2 separate regions of the Homo sapiens genome follow, and region 2 is linked to region 1. The links are chromatin loops, found by intact Hi-C in ENCODE. Cell type or tissue: heart left ventricle. All regions are shown on one strand. Each heading gives the region's core, and the rest is flanking DNA. Links, peaks and the distances in the headings are about the cores only. Region 1 has its middle 20 kb from the start of MIR4733. Region 2 overlaps NF1 (neurofibromin 1).

Region 1 (9,624 bases), core at 933-8,932:
AGCATTTTCTGTCCTTTTTTATGGAGGAAGACAGACAATAAGTACCTTAAGCACTTGACCGTTCTGCCTGTTAGCATTGTGAGAAGTTCTCTGATCTGCTTTGAACAGGTTATTACATTTTGCCAGAAAGATATAAGGGAGAAAATGGGAAACTAGGCATTGAATAAAAATGACAAGAGAGTGGCCAATGGGGCCACAGTCGCTCAAAAAACACACCGTAACGGCAGTCCATGGCTGGGTGCCATAGCTGACACCTGTAATCCCAACACTTCGGGAGGCCAAGACAGGTGGATTGCTTGAGGCCAGGAGTTCAAGACAAGCCTGGGCAACATGGTGAAACCCCATCTCTACTAAGAATACAAAACATTAGCCGGGTGTGGTGTTGCACGCCTGTGGTTCCAGCTACTGAGGAGGCTGAGGTGGGAGAATCGCTTGAACCTGGGAGGTGGAGGTTGCAGTGAGCTGAGATTGCAACATTGCACTCCAACCTGGGAGACAGGGTGAGACCCTGTCTCAAAAAAAAGAGCAGTCTTTCTAAGGAGAAAGAATTTGATGTTATATTTTTAAAACTACTAATGACAATGAAAACAGATAAGAACACTGGTAAAACTGAAACCACACTTCACCCAGGGCTGTACCCATCACACAGTAATTTTTCATTAATTCAAAATCTGTCTGGAGAGATATCCCAATGCTCTTGTTAATTACTTCTTTCAAGGCATTCTTCTCATTGTAATTGAGCACTCCCCTGGGTACCATCCTATAAGTAAGTACATTAGTGCCTATATACAACCTACCGAGCCAAGTACTTATACACACAAACTGGCTTTCTGGCTCACCTTTCAACTCTCCCATTATAATTTCTAGAGAACACTGCCAGGTAGGCTTGCCTGTCATCCTCAATAAAGACCCAAGTGAGGATTCTTTTCCGTAAAGCTTCAAGTTTAATTAGCTCATTCTGCTAGTTCCTTAGAAAAGGCTTTCTGCTGCCAAAGAAAATTAAGCTTTTTTTAAAAAACAAAAACAAAAACAAAACAGGTTTCAACTCATTCGGTATATTTTAGGATAAATATATTTTGAAGGCAAGGGCAAAGTTTTTTTGTTTTTGGTTCTGTTTTTGGTTTTGTTTTTGAGTCGGAGTCTCACTCTATCACCCAGGCTGGAGTGCAGTGGTGTGATCTTAGCTCACTGCAACCTCCGACTCCCGGGTTCAAGCTATTTTCCTGCCTCAGCCTCCAGAGTAGCTGGGACTACAGGCACGCACCACCACGCCCGGCTAATTTTTGTATTTTTAGTAGAGACAGGGTTTCACCATATTGGTCGGGCTAGTCTTGAACTCCTGACCTCGTGATCCGCCCACCTCAGCCACCCAAAGTGCTGAGATTACAAGCATGAGCCACTGCGCCTGGCCAAGGGAAAGGTTTTTATACATATTTTTATTTATCCCTTAGTAACCTGAATATGACTAATAAAGAAATCTTGACCAGTGCAGTGGCTCACACCTGTCATCTCAACACTTTGGGAGGCCGAGGTGGGCGGATCACGAGGTCAGGAGTCCACAACCAGCCTGGGCAACATGGTGAAACCCCGTCTGTACTAAAATACAAAAAATTAGCCGGGCATGGTGGTGTGCCCCTGTAGTCCCGGCTACTCGGGAGGCTGAGGAAGGAGAATTGCTTGAACCCAGGAAGCAGAGATTGCAGTGAGCTAAGATCACACCACTGCACTCCAGCCTGGGTGACAGAGCAAGATTCTGTCTCAAAAAAAAAAAAAAAAGAAATCTTTATACTATAGTAATAAGGATTATTCTGATAGTTACTGTATTGATTGTTTTGATAATTACTGTGTTCTTAGTTGCAGACAACAGAATTCACTCTAGCTAGTTTCAATAGAAAGGGGTTACAGCAGGGTATTAGGTAGCTTATGGGATTTCCAGCAGTGCCAGAGAAACAGGTGAGGATACCACACAGCCGGAAACAACCCCAGCAGAAATGCCCAGCCATAAACAGGGCTGTTCTCACAGAAGCCCCACTGCTGCTGCTCACCATTCAATACCTGTGATGCTGGGGGCTGGACAGTGAGGCTTCTCTCAAGGCTCTTTCACGGTCATGTCTGCAAAAAGATGGACCCAACTACATGTGCTGCCACTTCACTTAAATGACCTTCATCTTCCTGGAGCACATAGGCATCTGCTGGGCAGAACCTGGGTCATAGGCAGAACCCTAGCTACAAAAGAGTCCAGACACTGTAGGTTTTAGAAATGGTCAAAGCAGATATTGTGTGGACCCATTCGTGGAATCTGCCACAGTGACCATATCGATTTCAGGCAATTTGTAAGTAATGGTAATCATGAGAGTTATATGAGAATAATGGCTAGCAATTTCCAGTGCTTTGTAGCACTTAATATCTTATAAGCATGATTTCATTTAATCCTCAAAGCAGCCCTATGAGGTAGGTACTATTCGTATCCTTGGATTGTAAGTGAAGACATCAAAGGACTAGAGAGGTTAATTCACTCACCCCACATCTCATGGTGGTAAAAAGCCAGGATTCAAACTCAGCTCTGTCTGAATGAAAGTCTGTGCTTTCAGCTAGTATACTGCTAATGCTTTACTAATTATTATTTTTAGTTTATCTTCTAGGAGCAGCTTGACTATCTAATCTGGGTTTACCACTTCTGGAAGACTTTTTACCCACAGTGGGACTCTGATATTTGTGTAACTGGAAATGGAAATGAGATCTTCTGAATGTGGAATGCAAAGGAGAGGGTACGTCTCACCAATCCTGGGTTATATTACCTTTGTGTCAGATGTAAGGTGACAAGCCAAGCATAGGACATGCACCAAGTGGAAAAGTCCACTGAAAATTTTATCTTTGAAGAGAACAGAAAAAGCATTAAATCTCTATATCTGGTACAGTCTATATGGGTTGTTTTATCTGAAAGGGGAAGGAGGAATGCTTTAAAAAAAAAGGTAACCTTAACTCTAGGCAAAACTTAAATTATTTTCTTCTCTTTCTTCATTTCTAAAGCTACAGCCAGTCAGACAAGATGGGACATGTAGTGTTGCACAATGATCCTGCTGCATTTTCAGCCTCCAGGCTGAGAAGCAAGTGCAATTAACATTCCAAGGTGGGAGTTATTTCCCCACCATTTGAGCCCTGCAGCATCTTATTGTGATTACAAAGGCTGGACTAACTGGCTTTGTCAATGTAATGTATACACATTAAACATATACAGACAGTTCTTGAAAAGTTATAAATTCAAACATTCCATAGTATGTGGAACCCAGTAAATTATAGAATGGGAAATGCTTTCAAAGGAGCACCTGATTCAGCATCCTCCTACCTCTTGTTTCTAATTAAAACAAAAAAAAAAAGAAAAAGAAAAAAGAAACATAAAAACAACGGCATTGTAGTCATGCTTTAATTTCATTCTAAACTTGTGTCATCCTGTTGAATTGAGGCCCACAGGGAACAGGGCCCAGCAAATCCCTGGACCTCCTGGTATTTGGTATAAACATAGCAGCTAACCTGGACTGGCTTCCACAGAGCTAAGACATTTTCTTTTTTGCACACAGAGCAGTATGCTCCAAAATTATATGTACATGTTGCAAAAGTATATATTTTGTTCCAAATATATGCTCTAAAATTATATATAATATATATATATTTTATATATATATAATTTCTTTGAGTCAGGGTCTTGCTCTGTTGCCCAGGCTGGAGTTCAGTGGTGTGATCATAACTTACCTCAGCCTTGAACTCCTGGGATCAAGCAACTCTCCTGCCTCAGCCACTTGAGTAGCTTGGGCTACAGGTGAGTGCCCCCATGTCCAGCTAATTTTTATGTTTTGTAGAGATGGGGTCTTGCTTTGTTGCAAGGTATCTAACTCCTGGGCTCAAGTGATCCTCACGCCTTGGCCTCCCACAGTGCTGGGATTACAGGTGTGAGCCAATGCACCTGGCCATGAACACATAGTTTTAAAAATACTTATTTGTTTAAATGTATATTAAGAAAGACATATAATAGGTCAAACATGAGATTCGTGGATGTTATTGCTCATAGCAAGGCTAAGATTTTAAAAAAGAAGGGGGAATCACTGAAAGGAATTAGATAAATAAATAACATGATACTCTAGCAAAACCAAAAACGTTGCAGGTGGTCCTGGAGTGATGAAAGTGAGGGAAGCCATCGAAGAGAACAGTGCCTGGATTCAAGTGCCTGCTCTGTCCCTGACAGGCTGGAAAGATCTTGAACAAGTCGTCTCCCCCTGATGAACTTCAGACTGTAAACTAAGAGGATGTACTGGGGCAATGTTGAACGTGGGGTGTGTTCTTCCTTGTTCCAGGAGACCAGGGCTTCCCATGGTGTCTCAGGCACTGGGCAGGAAGAAAGGTGAGGCTTCCACTCCCAACAGCTTCAACTAGAGGCAGCTTTCACTAGCTTTACAAATGCAGCTTCTTACAGAAGTTGGTTTGAAAATAAGGTTTCATTGGTTAAAAAGTCTGAAAATGTTCTTCTCAGCCCCAAAATAGAATATTTATATACTACGCTTTTGTAAACGATAACTAACCAAAAAGCTAATGATATCAAAATAAGTTCAGCTGGCGTGCGGCTTGTTTCAGGAAGTCTGTTCAAGAGGAAAGTATAGCCAAATAATAACAGATAATGTGTTTGATCACAGGCTATCCCAGGCACTGAGCTATATATACTAATGAATCTTGGAAAAACAAAACCAATAAACAAAATAAAACCACCACTAGGAGGTACGTTTTATAAATAACTCCACTTTACAGATGAGGATACTGAGGCTCAGAGAAGTGAAGTGGCTTGGCTTAGCTCACCCACTTTGTGCACAGTCAGGGTACAAACACAGGCAGTCTGACTCCCCTTAACTGTATCACTGTGTCGCCTCGCAGGAGGGCAGAGAGAGGTGCCTGGTACCTGGGAATCGGCGATCTCTAGCAATACAGATAAATACCCCATTTAGTGCACATTTCAGGCTACCCAGCATCCATGACCCAATTTTCAAAGATTTTCCATTCATCTAGTTGTTAGGCAGTGGTGGTCCGGGCATGCTTCTTTGGCCAGGCCAGGGATGATTTCTGTTTCATGGTACAGTCTTTGCTGTGAGGGTTCATCTGGGTGGGGGCTCACAGGCCTCTTACAATGGAGTTTCTCATATTCTGAACCAATTCTGGGTTCTCAGGCAGGTCCCTGAGTCATATTCTTTTTTCTCCTGGATCACAGGGCTGGGTCTACCTACTTTCTTTCTTTCTTTTTTTTTTTTTTTTGATACTGATTCTCGCTCTGTCAACAGGCTGGAGTGCAGTGGCACAATCTGGGCAAACTGCAACCTCCGTCTCCTGGGTTGAAGCAATTCTCCTGCCTCAGCCTCCAGAGTAGCTGGAATTATAGGCATGCGCCACCACGCCTGGCTAATTTTTGTATTTTTAATAGAGACGGGGTTTCACCATGTTGGCCAGGCTGGTCTTGAACTCCTGACCTCAAGTGATCCACCTGCCTCAGCCTCCCAAAGTGCTGGGATTACAGACATGAGCCACTGTGCCTGGCCAGAAGTCTTCATTCTTTACAGTACTTCAGGACTTCCAAATGCCTCTTCACTCTCTCCTCATGGTTTGCATTCCTGCACTGGTGACTCTCTCTTCATTGCAGTGCCTTCTGCATATCCCACACGGCAGGAGGCCCAGACAGGAACCCCCACGGTGTAAAAGGATAATGTTTGATCTAAGCGTTCTGTCCAAATCCCTCCAGATCTTTTTTTTTTTTTTTTTTTTAATCAGGCAGCCCTCAGAATCACAGCAGATTCAGAGAGAGTGCCCCTCTAGATTTTTTTATGATTTTGGTCATTTCTCTCTGCCTTCAAGTGTGCTTTTGTTTACAATGGCCTGCACCTGTAACTCTTCTTAGGGGAATTTGCCCTGGGCTACTGGAGCTGCTTTTCACTCAAGGACAGAATTCTGGAAGTGTCTAGTAGGTTTTCATGCTCCTGGTGTGGCCCTTAGTGGATGACCAAGGGTGAGACCCTCTCTTGCCTTAGGCTGAGACAGACTCAGGTGTGACTTACATCCCAGAGTGTTTCCCACCCACCCCCTCCCTGCAGGATCAGGCTGAATCACAGACTGGCTGGGCTCCTTCCCTTGCCTGCCTCCTCCACGCCTTCACTGATTTCTCCTGGGAGCCATTTTTTAAATTTATTACTTACACACAGGTCCTCATCTCAGGGTTTTGTTCTGGGAAACCCAACCTAGAAAAAGACTTAAAAGAAAAAAAAAGAATTACAACTTAAAACTGAAAATAGTTATCACTGGTTTTAATGCAGTATAATAAAGCCAGGCCTGTTCCTTCTCAGCCTCTTGAAGAACTTAATGCTCAATTTAACATTTTATTTACATTTTCATTCATCTTTTTATGAATTAATCACGCCCAAACTTTTGTTGCTCTTTCCTTCCTTTGAAAGGTTTCTGAGTTTCTTCCCTTCTCTGGAAGTTAACTGGTGAGGACTGCCTTAAACACAGTTTAAGGAGTTGTGTTGCCCCCAACCCCAATATCCCCTTTCAGGAAGTAGTGTCTTGGTTGTGTTTTGTCTTCCAACACACAGATGCATACACACACATGCACCCACAAATACACACTTGTGCACACACCAATGCACACAAATCATGTTCCCACATGCAGGCATGAATAAAAACATGCACTCACACACGTGTGCACACAGAAATCACGTACATGCACACATGCACACACATATGCACACCATAGTTAGGATTCAGGCACCTGCCTATCTGCCTGCCTAAACTGTTCACTGTGGAATTTCCTGATGCTTCTTTTTACTTGTGTGGTTTCCTGAAAGAGTATGAAGGACTCTGATGGTTGTCAACAGAGTGTCAAGTGTAGGACTGAACCAAATGACATACTGTTGAATATAATAAGAAAAATAGAAGGCACTGAGAGAAAAAGAAGGCGAGTAGTAAAATTTCTTTGGGTAGCTTCTAAGCACACATTTTTAAAGTTTTGCTAAAGTCTAAGGGGGCATACAAAATTACCTTAGATTAAATGTTTATTATAGCTTCCGTATTAATGTTAGGTCAGATTTATAATGTGGTAGACTCTGAATAGAACTATGTTTATACTATGTTGTATATACACTTTTATTATTATTATTATTATTATTATTATTATTATTTGAGACCGAGTCTCATTCTGTTACCCAGGCTGGGGTGCAGTGGCATGATCTTGGCTCACTGCAACCTCTACTTCCTGAGTTCTAGTGATTCTTGTGCCTCAGCCTCCCAAGTAGCTGGGATTACAGGCATGTGCCACCACACCTGGCTAATTTTTGTATTTTTAGTAGAAATGGGATTTCACTATGTTGCCCAGGCTGGTTTCGAACTCCTGGACTCAAGTGAGTCGCCTGCCTCAGCCTCCCAAAGTGCTGGGATTATAGGAGTGAGCCACCATGCCTGGCCTGCATTGTAATTTTCCAAAAGGAGGATGGAGTCATGCTTGCCAAACCTATTGGACTACAGCACCCTTCCTGAGGAGCATCTCTGGAAAGAGAGTCCAGTGGACAATACTCTCAGCAGTGCTGACCCGCTTTACCCTTGGACCTGCACGCTTGCAGTGATCTGGTCTAGCTTTTTGTTACATGAACACCAGCATTTTCCACAGATGTGACCTCCCACTGTCAAGGTGATTTAAAACAAAATTTTTTGTAGAAACCAAAAGAATCCTTGCCAGATAATTTAAGCATCAAAGAGATAAATGCACATGTGATGTTATAGAAGGAAAAGAATCTTCTTGGGAGGTGCTACTTCTCCCCTAGCCCATGAGGACCAATAAATACTAATGAGGACCCTTCTCATCTATAAGCCAGGGTGCTAAGCACCCTCCACAGACTATCTGATTTACTTATTACAGCACTGCCACGTGGTAGATGGCATTTTTCTTACTTTGTAATAAAAAAGCCTGAGGGTTAGAGAAGTTAAATAACTCACTTGAGGTGCCCAACATCATCTGGTAGGTCTGGATTCAAATCCAAACCTGTAACACCAAAGCCCATGGCCTTAAGCAATAAAAGGTAAAAGGCTGGCATGGTGGCTCACCCCTGTAATCCCAGCACTTTGGCAGGCTGGGGCAAGTGGATCACCTGAGGTCAGGAGTTTGAGACCAGCCTGACCAACAAGGAGAAATCCTGTCTCTACTAAAAAATACAGAAGTAGCTGGGCATGGTGGCGCATGCTGGTAGTCCCAGCTACTCGGGAGGTTGAGGCAGGAGAATCGCTTGAACCCAGGAAGTGATGGTTGCGGTGAGCTGAGATCTCGCCATTGCACTCCAGCCTGGGCAACAAGAGCAAAACTCCGTCTCAAAAAAATAAAAAAATAAAAATAAAAGGTAAAAAAAGCAAAGAATGAGGGGGAGACATGTCCAAGTGGACATCTGTACATCCCCCTTCCCTTGTGTGGCTCTAGCTGCCTGGATTTAAAGTCAGGTCAGAGCCCACATACCCCAAGGTATGGGGCCCAAAGTGACCATGCTAATTTCTCAGGCCTTAGGTCAGGTCACTCAATGATAATAGCTGATATTTATGGAGTGCTTCCCCAGTGCCAACCACTGGTAGGATCTTCACACGCGTGATCTCACTTAAACCTTTAGGTTCAAAGCTGTGAGGTAGGTACTATAATGACCCCATTTTACAGAAAAGCATAGGTTCAGAGAGGTTACTTTGCTTGCCCAGGGCCACACCACTAGGAAACGGTAGAGCTGGGCTTCAAAACCAGGTCTGGTCTGAGTTCAGGCCATATACTTAACCCATACTTAACTCTTTGAGTTAAAACTAGAAAAAAAATGGAAAAATCAGTCTTTTTTAGGTATTTCCAAATTATGAACATTTGCTGGTTTTGGGGGCTATGTAACACCCAGATCGCCTTCCTGTTTCATGGGAATTCCACTTTTGGAAGGTCTTGATGGGAGGGCCTCTGCCTGTGGGAGCTGGCAAAGGCCAGACATTCCCTGTCCCTGCCTCCTGGCTCACCAGTGGGCTGCTCCAGCAGGGAATGATGGTTTTGGGGGGCGTGATGATGCCAAGACACGGGAGCCCTTAGAGAGCATCCATAGCAGTGGCTGTGGCTGTGGGTGATGTTCCTGTGTCACATCTTTGGCTGGGTTTTCTGCTGACTCACCTTCATGAGTTCCTGCCTGTTTCCTGGGGCTGGTAGCCAAGCCTCCCCACCTGTTCTGTGACCCACCAACGTTTTTCCAATATACTCACTCCCTTTCTGTTTAGGTAAACTGCAGGTGGCTTCTGATGTGTGCAACCAAGAACCAGACATGTACAAAAGTCTTCGTACTTTTGGAATTATATAATTGGAGCCAAAGATAAACCTTTGTCTTAGGCTCCTGCAGATGATTTAAAAATGTATTCTTTTCTGAAATCCAAGCAGAGGACATAGCTGTGGCTTTGTCCTTGGGTAACAACCACCTTTTGTACACTGGGGCTATAGGCAGAGAATTCCAGTTTCTCAGCGTGACCTTCAAGGCTTTGCCCAGAATAGCTCCATTCATGACTCTGTCTTCTAACTAGGCCCGTATTCCAGCCAAC
Region 2 (9,624 bases), core at 1,119-9,118, 57 kb after region 1:
CCGGGTGCAGTGGCTTACACCTGTTCAAGGCCAGCCTGGCCAACGTGGTAAAACCCGGTCTCTACTAAAAAATACAAAAAAATTAGCTGGACGTTGTGGCATGCACCTGTAGTGCTAGCTACTCGGGAGGCTAAGGCAGGGGAATTGCTTGAACCTGGGAGGCGGAGGTTGCAGTGAGCTGACATCTTGCCATTGCACTCCAGCCTGGGCAACAAGAGCGACACTTCGTCTAAAAAAAAAGAAAAAAAAATTATGTATCTGGTGGGTAAGAAATGTTGTTTCATTGTAATTTGAATCTGTATTTCCTTGACTACCAATGAGGTTTAGTTTCTTTTCGGATATTCATAGAGCATTTGTGTTATTTATTCTGTGAAATGTATTTGTGTTTCTTATTCTGTGAAGTGTCTGTATATACTTTTTGCCCATTTTTCTGTTTGGATTGTTTAATTTTTCCTGATTGATTCATAGCAATTTTTTATGGTTTTAGATCTAATTCTCTTGTTTTTTGAGACAGGGTCTGGCTCTGTCACCCAGGCTAAAGTGCAATGGTGCAATCTTGGCTCATTGCAACCTTTGCTAGGCTCAAGCTATCCTCCCACCTCAGCCTCTTGAGTAGCTGGGACTACAGGTACGCGCCACTGTGCCTGGCTAATTTTTGTATTTTTTGTGGAGATGGGGTTTTGCCATGTTCCCCAGGCTGGTCTTGAATTCGTGAGCTCCAGTGATCTACCCACCTCAGCCTCCCAAAGTGTTGAGATTGTAGATTTGAGCCACAGTGCCTAGCCTAGATCTAATTCTAGATTTGTGTTGCAAATATCTTTTCCAATTTATGATTGGATTAAAAAAAACTTCGGTGATTGAAATTCTTGATCTTACTGCAGCTGAATTTATCAGTCTTCTATGATTTATGTTTTAAAATTTTTTTGTGTCCTATCATTAAGATAATTCTCTATTTTCTAAAAGTTGTTTGCTTTTCACTTTTACATTGAAGTCTCTAATCCACATGGAAAGACTTTTTTTGTAAGGATCCACTTTTATTTTTTTGCCATATGATAACAGATAACTGATTGTTCCAGCCTATTTATTGAGTAGTGCATTTTTTCTCCTGTGATCTCAGTGCTTGCTTGGGTGAATATTAAGTGTCAGTATATGCACAGGCTCAGTTTCTAGACTCTCAGTTCGGCTCTCTCCTCTAGTGCCAGTAATCCACTTGATTATTTGTCCTGATTGTGGTTGCTTTATAATAATTCTTAGTATAAAGTATGGCAGGTCCCCAAAAGACTTATAATAATGCCTTTCCATATTGGTTTTACAGTCAGTTTATTGATTTCCGCAAAAAATGATACTGGGATTTTGAATGGTATTGCATTGAGTCTTTGGATCAAGTTGGGAAGAATTGATTGACATTGTTATGATATTGAGGCTTCCTATTTAAGAACATAATATGACTTTCTATTTATTTTATGTTTTAAAAAATCATTCCAGTTAAGTTTTATAATTTTCTCCTTATATAAAGAACTTCTACATAAAATGTCAGTTTTTCCTAGAATATTTTTATTATTTATACATGATATTTAAAAAGTTATATTTTCTGATTGTATATAGAAATGAAATTAACTTATATTTTGTCTTTATACTTTTTTTTTTTTTTTATTTAAAGAAACGGGGTTTTGCTATGTTGCCCAGGCTGGTCTTAAACTCTTGGCCTCAGGTGATCCTCTAGTCTCAGCCTCCCAAAGTGCTAGGATTACAGGTGTGAGCCACCACATCTGGCCTGTTTTTGTGCTATTACTGACTTATATCTAGATTCTTTGGGGTTATCTATGTAGACAGTGGATGATCTACAAATAGTTGTAGCTTTGTTTCTTTATCTTCAATCTTTTTTTTTCTCTGTGCATCTGTTGAGGGCTTTTAATGTTGAATAGGGGAGATGACATTGGGAAGCTATGTGTTGTTTTTAATTAATATTTTTTTTGTACATTGACCTCTTCTGTACCTTGCACTTCTGTTTTGTTTTGTTTGGTTTTGTTTTTGGAATGCAGTGGCGCAATCACAGTTCACTGCAGCCTTGATCACCTGGGCTCAAGCCATCATCCCACCTCAGCCTCCCGAGTAGCTGGGACCACAGGCGTGTGCCACCATGCCTGGCTGATTTTTGTATTTTTTTTTTTTTTTTTTAGAGATGGGGTTTCATCCTGTTGGCCAGGCTGGTCTCAAATTCCTGAGCTCAAGTGATCCACCTGCCTCGACCTCCCAAAGTGTTAGGATTATAGGTGTGAGCCACTGCACCCAGCCCCAGGGTTGTTGCTTCTTTATTGAGCTTGTCACTCAGTGCCTTTTAACTGGGGCATTTAGCCCGTTTACATTCAAGGTTAGTATTGATATGTGTGGATCTAATTGTGTCATCATGTTGTTAGCTGGTTATTATGCTGACTTGTTGGCATGGTTGCTTTGTAGTGTCACTGGTTATGTACTTAAGTGTGTTTTTTTTAGTGTCTGATAATGTTCTTTCCTTTCCATATTTAGTGCTGCTTTCAGGAGCTCTCGTAAGGTAGGTCTGGTACTAACGAATTCCCTCAGCATTTGCTTGCCTGAAAAGGATCTTATTTTTCCTTTGCTTATGTAGCTTAGTTTGGCCCAATATGAAATTCTGGGTTGGAATTTCTTATCTTTAAGAATGTTGTGGCTGGGTGCTGTGGCTCACACCTGTAATCCCAGCACTTTGGGAGGCCGAGGCGGGCAGATCATGAGGTCAGGAGATCGAGACCATCCTGGCTAACACCGTGAAACCCTGTCTCTACTAAATATACAAAAAATTAGCCAAGCATGGTAGCAGGCGCCTGTAGTCCCAGCTACTCGGGAGCCTGAGGCAGGAGAATGGCGTAAGTAAACCCGGGAGGCGGAGCTTGCAGTGAGCCTAGATCGCGCCACTGCACTCCAGCCTGGGTGACAAGAGTGAGACTCCGTCTCAAAAAAAAAAAAAGGAATGTTGAATATAGACCTCCAATCTCTTCTGACTTGTATAGTTTCTACTGAGAGGTCCATTGTTAGTCTGATGGGCTTTCCTTTATAGGTGACATGTCCTTTCTCTCTAGCCACCTTTAACATTTTTTTCTTTCATTTCTGCCTTGAAGAATCTGATGATTCTGTTTTTTGGAGATTATCTTTTTGTGAAATATTTTGTGGGAGTTCTCTTTATTTCCTGAATTTGAATGTTGACTTCTCTAGCTAGGTTGGGGAAGTTCTCATGAATGATATCCTGAAATATGTTTTCCAAGTTGCTGCCTTTCTCCCCATATCTTTCAGGGATACCAGTGAATCATATATTTAGTCTCTTTATATAATTTCATATTTCTTGGGGGTTTTGTTTGTTCCTTTTCATTCTTTTGTCTTTATTCTTGTCTGTCTTCTTATTTCAGAAAGCCAATCTTCAAGCGCTGAGATTCTTTTCTCAGCTTGGTCTGTTCTACTGTTAATACTTGCGATTGCATTATGAAATTTTTTTTTTTTTTTTTTTTGAGACAGAGTAGTGACACGATCTCAGCTCACTGCAACCTCTGCTTCCTGGGTTCAAGCGATTCTCCTGCCTCAGCCTCCTGAGTTGCTGGGATTGCAGGTGCCTGCCACTACACCCATCTGATTTTTTGTATTTTTCGTAGAGACGGGGTTTCACCATGTTGACCAGGCTGGTCTTGAACCCCTGACCTCATGATTCGCCTGTCTTGGCCTCCCAAAATGTTGAGATTACAGGTGTGAGCCACTGCGCCCGGCCATGAAATTCTTATAGAGTGTTTTTTAGCTGTATGAGGTCGTTTATATTCTTTTCTATACTGGCTATTTTGTCTGTCAGCTCTGTATCGTTTTATTGTGGGTAGCTTCCTTACATTGGGTTTCAACATTCTCCTGAATCTCAATGATTTTCATTCCTATCCATATTCTGAATTCTGTTTCTGTCATTTCAACCATCTCAGTCCAGTTCAGAACCCTTGCCGGAGAGCTAGTGCAGTCGTTTGTTTTAGAGGAAAGAAGATGCTCTGGCTTTTTGAGTCATCAGAGTTCTTGTGTTGGTGCTTTGTCATCTTTGTGGGCTGATGTTCCTTCAGTCTTTGAAGTCGCTGTTTTTTTTTGTTTTTTTTTTTTTATCCTATATGATGACCTTGGATGTTTGTGGTACAAGGTAGGTTCAGTTAACTGGCTTCATTACTGGAGGGGCCAGGGCTCATCTCAGGACTCCCGGAGTACATGGGTCCTCCAACTCTGGGGGACTGGCATTGGGCCCCAGCTTTGTTCTCTGGTTCTTTAAGGTTAGGAACCTGCTGCACTGGAGGGGCCGAGGTGCTCCTGGACCTCTGGTCACAATACTCCCGTGGGTTGTGCCAGCCAAAGTGTAGGGGGTGGCAGTGGAATCAATTCTTGTTCGCATGTGCCAGTAGCAGTGGCAGCAAGGCCACAGGGTGCTGGCCTCCATGTGGGCATTGGCAGCAACAGTGGCAGTAAGGCCAGGGCGGGGGGCTGCTGGTACACATGCACTGGTGGTGGTGTTAGCACAGGGGCAGGGTGCTGGTGGGTGCAGGACTGGGTGTGCCCTCTGTGCACGTTCATGCTGGCTTCAGTGGCCGGTAAGGGGTGGGGGTGGGTCCTCTGTTTTCTCTGCCTAGTTTCATGTTGGTGCAGGGGCTCAGTGCTGGTGGGGATGGCACTGGTGGGCTCTGTACCTGCCAGTGCTCCCTTGACAATGGCCATGGAGGGATAGGCAGGGTGTACTCACGCTGGCTGCAGTGGCATGGGAGGGTGCTTGCACGCATGTGTGCTGGCGGGGAAGGGAAAACAAGGTACACCTGTGCACACGTGTGGGCAAAGCATTTGGAGGGTGGCCATGGGCGAGTGCCTGCAGGCAAAGCAGCATGGAGCAGCCTTCGGTGGGAGGAGGGTATTGGCAGGCTCGTGCTTTTCCACAGGGATCACTGTGGTTGGAGCACTCTGCCTGTCAGCACCTTGTCAGTGCAGGAGCTGGTATGTGGCCCCCCCCGGCAGTACTGCAAGCATCCTGGCCAGGCTGGAGCCCCATGAGAGACCAGCAGACTGAGGGTACTCAGGTCACACCACCCCCACCTTATGGGCAAGACTGCCCTGCAGAGTTCAGGTCTGGCAGTTCCTCTAGGGCTAAAGTCTCCTATGGGAGCAAGTCGAGCCTTGGGGGATGGGCACTCCTGGCCCTGTTGCACTACAGATGCTCCAGCACCAAAACCTCTGAGCTCTGCCCTGGCTGGAGTTCTGCCCCTACCACTTCTCTAAGCAGCTTTCCCTGCCAGCTCAAGTGTCCTTGGTGGTTGAGGGGTCTCCTTGTGGTGGAGGAGTCTCCTTCTGCAGGGATTCCAGAGTCCCCTGGTGAGAGTGGGTTGCTGCTTCCCTGTTCAACTCAACTGCCTCTTCAGGAGTCACTGGGGGCCAGGAAAAAGTCCCGGTGCGTGGTAGCCCTGTGCAGGGTTCCTTACTTCTTCCCTCGTCAGTTCAGCATCTGTGTCTTCCCTCTGTCAGCACTCAGTGCTTTCCCTCTGAAGATCTGCTAAGAGTGTGCCAGTCATCCTGATCCTCTGGGAGATGTTCCTACTGGCTGCAGCTAGTTGGCCATCTTGGAGCCCCCTCCCTGTGGCTTTTCATGATTTCTAATAATTACATTGATGTTACATTCTGTGGGCTGTTCTTATTGAAATGTATAAATTTAACAAATCAGTTGTTGGTGTAAACTTGCTGATATTTTGTTTAGGATGTTTGTATCTATGAGTAAGATTGGTTTGTAATTTTCTTATATAGCTGTTGTCTGGATTTCATATCAAGGTGATTCTAGCCTTATAAAATCAATTGGGGAGTTTATATAATCTATTTAATCTCTGTGTTAACTGAAGTTGTGTCTAATATTTCACCCCTAATGTTTATTTCTTTATTTTTTCATGTTTTTTTTTCTGTTTGTGTATTTCGTTTTTATTTTTTTGAGACAGGGTCTTACTCTGTCATCCAGACTGGAGTGCAGTGGTGTGATCACTGTTCACTGCAGCCTTAACCTCCTGGGCTCAAGCAGTCCTCCCACCTTAGCCTCTCAAGTAGCTGGGACTACAGGCACATGTCACCATCCCTAGCTAATTTTTAAATTTTTTTTGTAGAGACGGGGTCTCACCTTGTTGCCCAGGCTGGTCTTGAACTCATGGGCTCAAATGATCTTCTTTCTTGGCTTCCAAAAGTGCTAGGATTACAGGCGTGAGCCACTGTGGCTGGCCTCAGTGTATTTTTAAAGACTCATTTCTAGGCCAGACTTGGTGGGTCATGCCTGTAATCCCAGCACTTTGCGAGGCTGAGGTAGATGGATCACTTGAAGTCGAGAGTTTGAGACCATCCTGACCAACATAGTGACACCGTTTCTACTAAAAATACAAAAACTAGCTGGGTGTGGTGGCAGACGCCTGTAATCCCAGCTACTCAGGAGGCCGAGGCAGGAGAATCGCTTGAACCCAGGAGGAGGAGGTTGCAGTGAGTGGAGATCATGCCGCTGCATTCCAGCCTGGGCCACAGAGCAAGACTTCATCTCAAAAAAATAAAAAGACTCATTTCTTAGCTTTTTAAACTTTGTTTTCTGTTTTGTTAATTTTGTTGTTACATTTTCTTTCCTTGGGTTTATTCTGCTATGCATTTTTCCCCTAACTTTTTAATGTTACTTATTTATTTATTTTTTGAGACGGAGTTTCACTGTTGTTGCCCAGGCTGGAGTACAGTGGCGTGATCTCAGCTCACTGCAACATTTGCCTCCCGAGTTCAAGTGAGTCTCCTGCCTCAGCCACCCAAGTAGCTGGGATTACAGGCGCTCGCCACCATGCCCGGCTAATTTTTGTATTTTTAGTAGAGATGGGATTTCACCATTTTGGCCAGGCTGGTCTCGAACTCCTGACCTCAGGTGATCCACCTGCTTCGGCCTCCCAAAGTGCTGGGATTACAGGCATGAACCACCGTGCCTGGCCTTAATCTTATGTTTAAATGTGGAAAAATGCACATAACATAAACGTTACCATCTTAACTGTTCCTAAGTGTATAGTTCAGTAGTATTAAGTACATTCACCTTGTTGTGTAACCAATCTACAGAACTCCCTTCATCTCAAAAAACTGAAACCCTTTACTCATTAAACTAGAACTTCCCATTCCTCCATGTTCCCAGCCACTGGAAACCACCATTCTACTTTCTGTTTCTATGAATTTGACTACCCTGGATACCTCAAATAAGTGGCGTCATACAGTATTTGTCTTTTTATAACTGGCTTGTTTCCGTTAGTGTAATGTCTTCAAGGTTAATCCACATTGCAGCATATGTCAGAATTTCCTACCTTTTAAAGGCTGAATAATATTCTGTTATTTGTGTAAACCACATTTTCTTTATCCATTCAGGACATTTGGGTTACTTTCACCTTTTGGTTATTGTAAATAATGCTGCCATGAACATGGGTGTGCAGATACCACTTCAAGACCCTGCTTTCAGTTCTTTTGCATATGTACCTAGAAGTAGGGTTGCTGGATCATATGGTAATTCTATTTGTAATATGTTGAGGAACTGTTTTACTGTTTTCCATAGGTATATGCACTATTTTACTTTCCCATCAGTAGTGCACAAGGGTTCCAATTTCTCCATATCCTCATTTACGTTTGTTATTTTGTGTCTTTTTTTTTATTTTTTTGAGACAGAGTCTCACTCTGTTGCCCAGGCTTGAATGCAGTAGTGTGATCTGGGCTCACCGCAACCTCCGCCTCCCGGGTTCAAGCGATTCTGCTGCCTTGGCCTCCCTAGTAGCTGGGACTACTGGCACCTGCCACCATGTCTGGCTAATTTTTGTATTTTTAGTAGAGATGGGGTTTCGCCATGTTGGCCAGGCTGGTCTTGAACTCCTGACCTCAAGTGATCTGCCTGCCTCGGCCTCCCAAAATGTTGGGATTACAGGCATGAGCCACTGCGTCTGGCCTTATTTCATGTCTCTTTTTGATAGTAGCCATCCTAATGAGTGTTAGGTGGTTTTATGACTTTTTGGTTTTTTTTTAATAGAGGTTTTTGCTCTGTCATGCAGACTAGAGTACAGTATCATGAGCATAGCTCACTGCATCTTCGAACTCTTGGACTCAAGCAATCTTCCTGCCTTAGCCTCCCCAAAGTGCTGGGATTATAAGTGGAAGCCACTGTACCTAGCACGTTTTCTGACTTTTAGAGTTATATTTAAGCTCATCAGTTTTGAATATTTCATTTGATTGTAAGTATTCAAAGTTATAAATTTATTAAATGCTGCTTTAATTGTATCCTACAAGTTTCAATAATTGGCTTTTTATTTTTCAATTTCATATTTCCATATAATGTTTTCAATTATGATTTCTCCTTTCACCTAGAGTGTTTCATATGAATATGAAACATGTTATGGTTTATATGTTACCAGTAATTTCAAATTTGAACTTAGCTTTATGACCTTGAACATATTTATTAGTTATTTATTGTTATGTTATAAATTATTCCCAAATGTAGCCGTTTTGTACAACAAACATTTATTATCACATAAAGTTTCTGTCCATCTGAAATCCATTAGTGGCTGAACTGAGTGTTTCTGGCTCAGAGTCTTTCATGAAGCTGCAGTGACAGTCTTGGCTGGGTCTGTAGTAATCTGAAGGCTTGACTGGGGGTAGAGCATTTGCTTCCAAGTAAATTCACTTACATAGCTTTTGGCAGGAGGCCTCAGTTCTTTGCTGGCCATTTGTAAGAGGTCTCAGTTCCTTTCTACTTGGGCTTCTCCATCTGGCTGCTTGTAATGTGGCAGCTGACGTCTCCCAGAGTGAGTGATCTGAGAGAATCAAAAGCCACATTCTTTCATGATCCTTAGAAGTTACATACCTTCCTGCTTGCCGTATAATATTGGTTATGCAGAACAACCCGAATACCAGATGAGAGAGGATGACACACGGGTGTGGATATCAGAATGTAGGAATACTTGCAGACCATCTTGGAGTCTGGCTACCATAAGCATACAGTCCATTTTTATAAAGTTTTCATGTCTTCTTGAAAATGATATGTAGTCCCAAGTTCTTGAGTGTGATTTTTACATAGGAGTTTGATCAAGTTTATTAAGCAGTTCAACTCTTCTAAATTCTGATTCTTTTTTGTCTGCTAGATCTTACTACTGAGAAAGGTAAGTTAGGAAATCTTTCACTGAATTAGTATGTTTATGCTTTTTTCTTGCAGATGTGTCAGTTTTGTGTGTGTGTTATTAGGTGCATAGAGGCTTACAATATCTTACAGTTGATTTGAGTCCTGTATCATCATGTAGTGCCCCTCTTGATCTCTAGTCCTTTTTATCTTAGTCCACTCCAGTTTTCTCTTGTTTCTATTTGCCTGATAGATCTTTTTCCATTTCTTAACTATCAATATTTCTGTGCCTGTATGCTTTATGTTTGTCTCTTATAAACAGTTCATGGGAAACCAGTCTGATGGTTTTTTTTTCTTCTGCCTGGAGAGTTTAGTTCATTTACATTCATTGTGATGACTGACATCTTTGGATTCCTTTCTGCCATTTTCTTTTTAAAATTTAATCTAATTATTATTACTTT

Evidence for each region. Peaks named below come from ENCODE experiments on the same cell type or tissue, not always from the same donor. Only the 100,000 strongest peaks of a DNase experiment are listed, where the experiment ranks them.
Region 2: a loop joins it to region 1, with 2.8 times the contacts of the local background. A loop is called at or near these places in 2 of 110 quality-filtered maps.

Annotation. Positions count from the first base shown.
Region 1 is chr17:31,069,282-31,078,905 of GRCh38, forward strand. No RefSeq gene overlaps it. Among named protein-coding and RNA genes, the nearest start is that of MIR4733, 20 kb to the right of the region's middle. In heart left ventricle, for the core only: no CTCF peak of the experiment used is centred there; no DNase peak of the experiment used is centred there.
Region 2 is chr17:31,125,957-31,135,580 of GRCh38, forward strand. All of the region lies in intron 1 of NF1 (neurofibromin 1), which reads left to right. Among named protein-coding and RNA genes, the nearest start is that of MIR4733HG, 35 kb to the left of the region's middle. In heart left ventricle, for the core only: no CTCF peak of the experiment used is centred there; a DNase peak (open chromatin) is centred at 5,025; H3K27ac peaks cover 1,395 bases.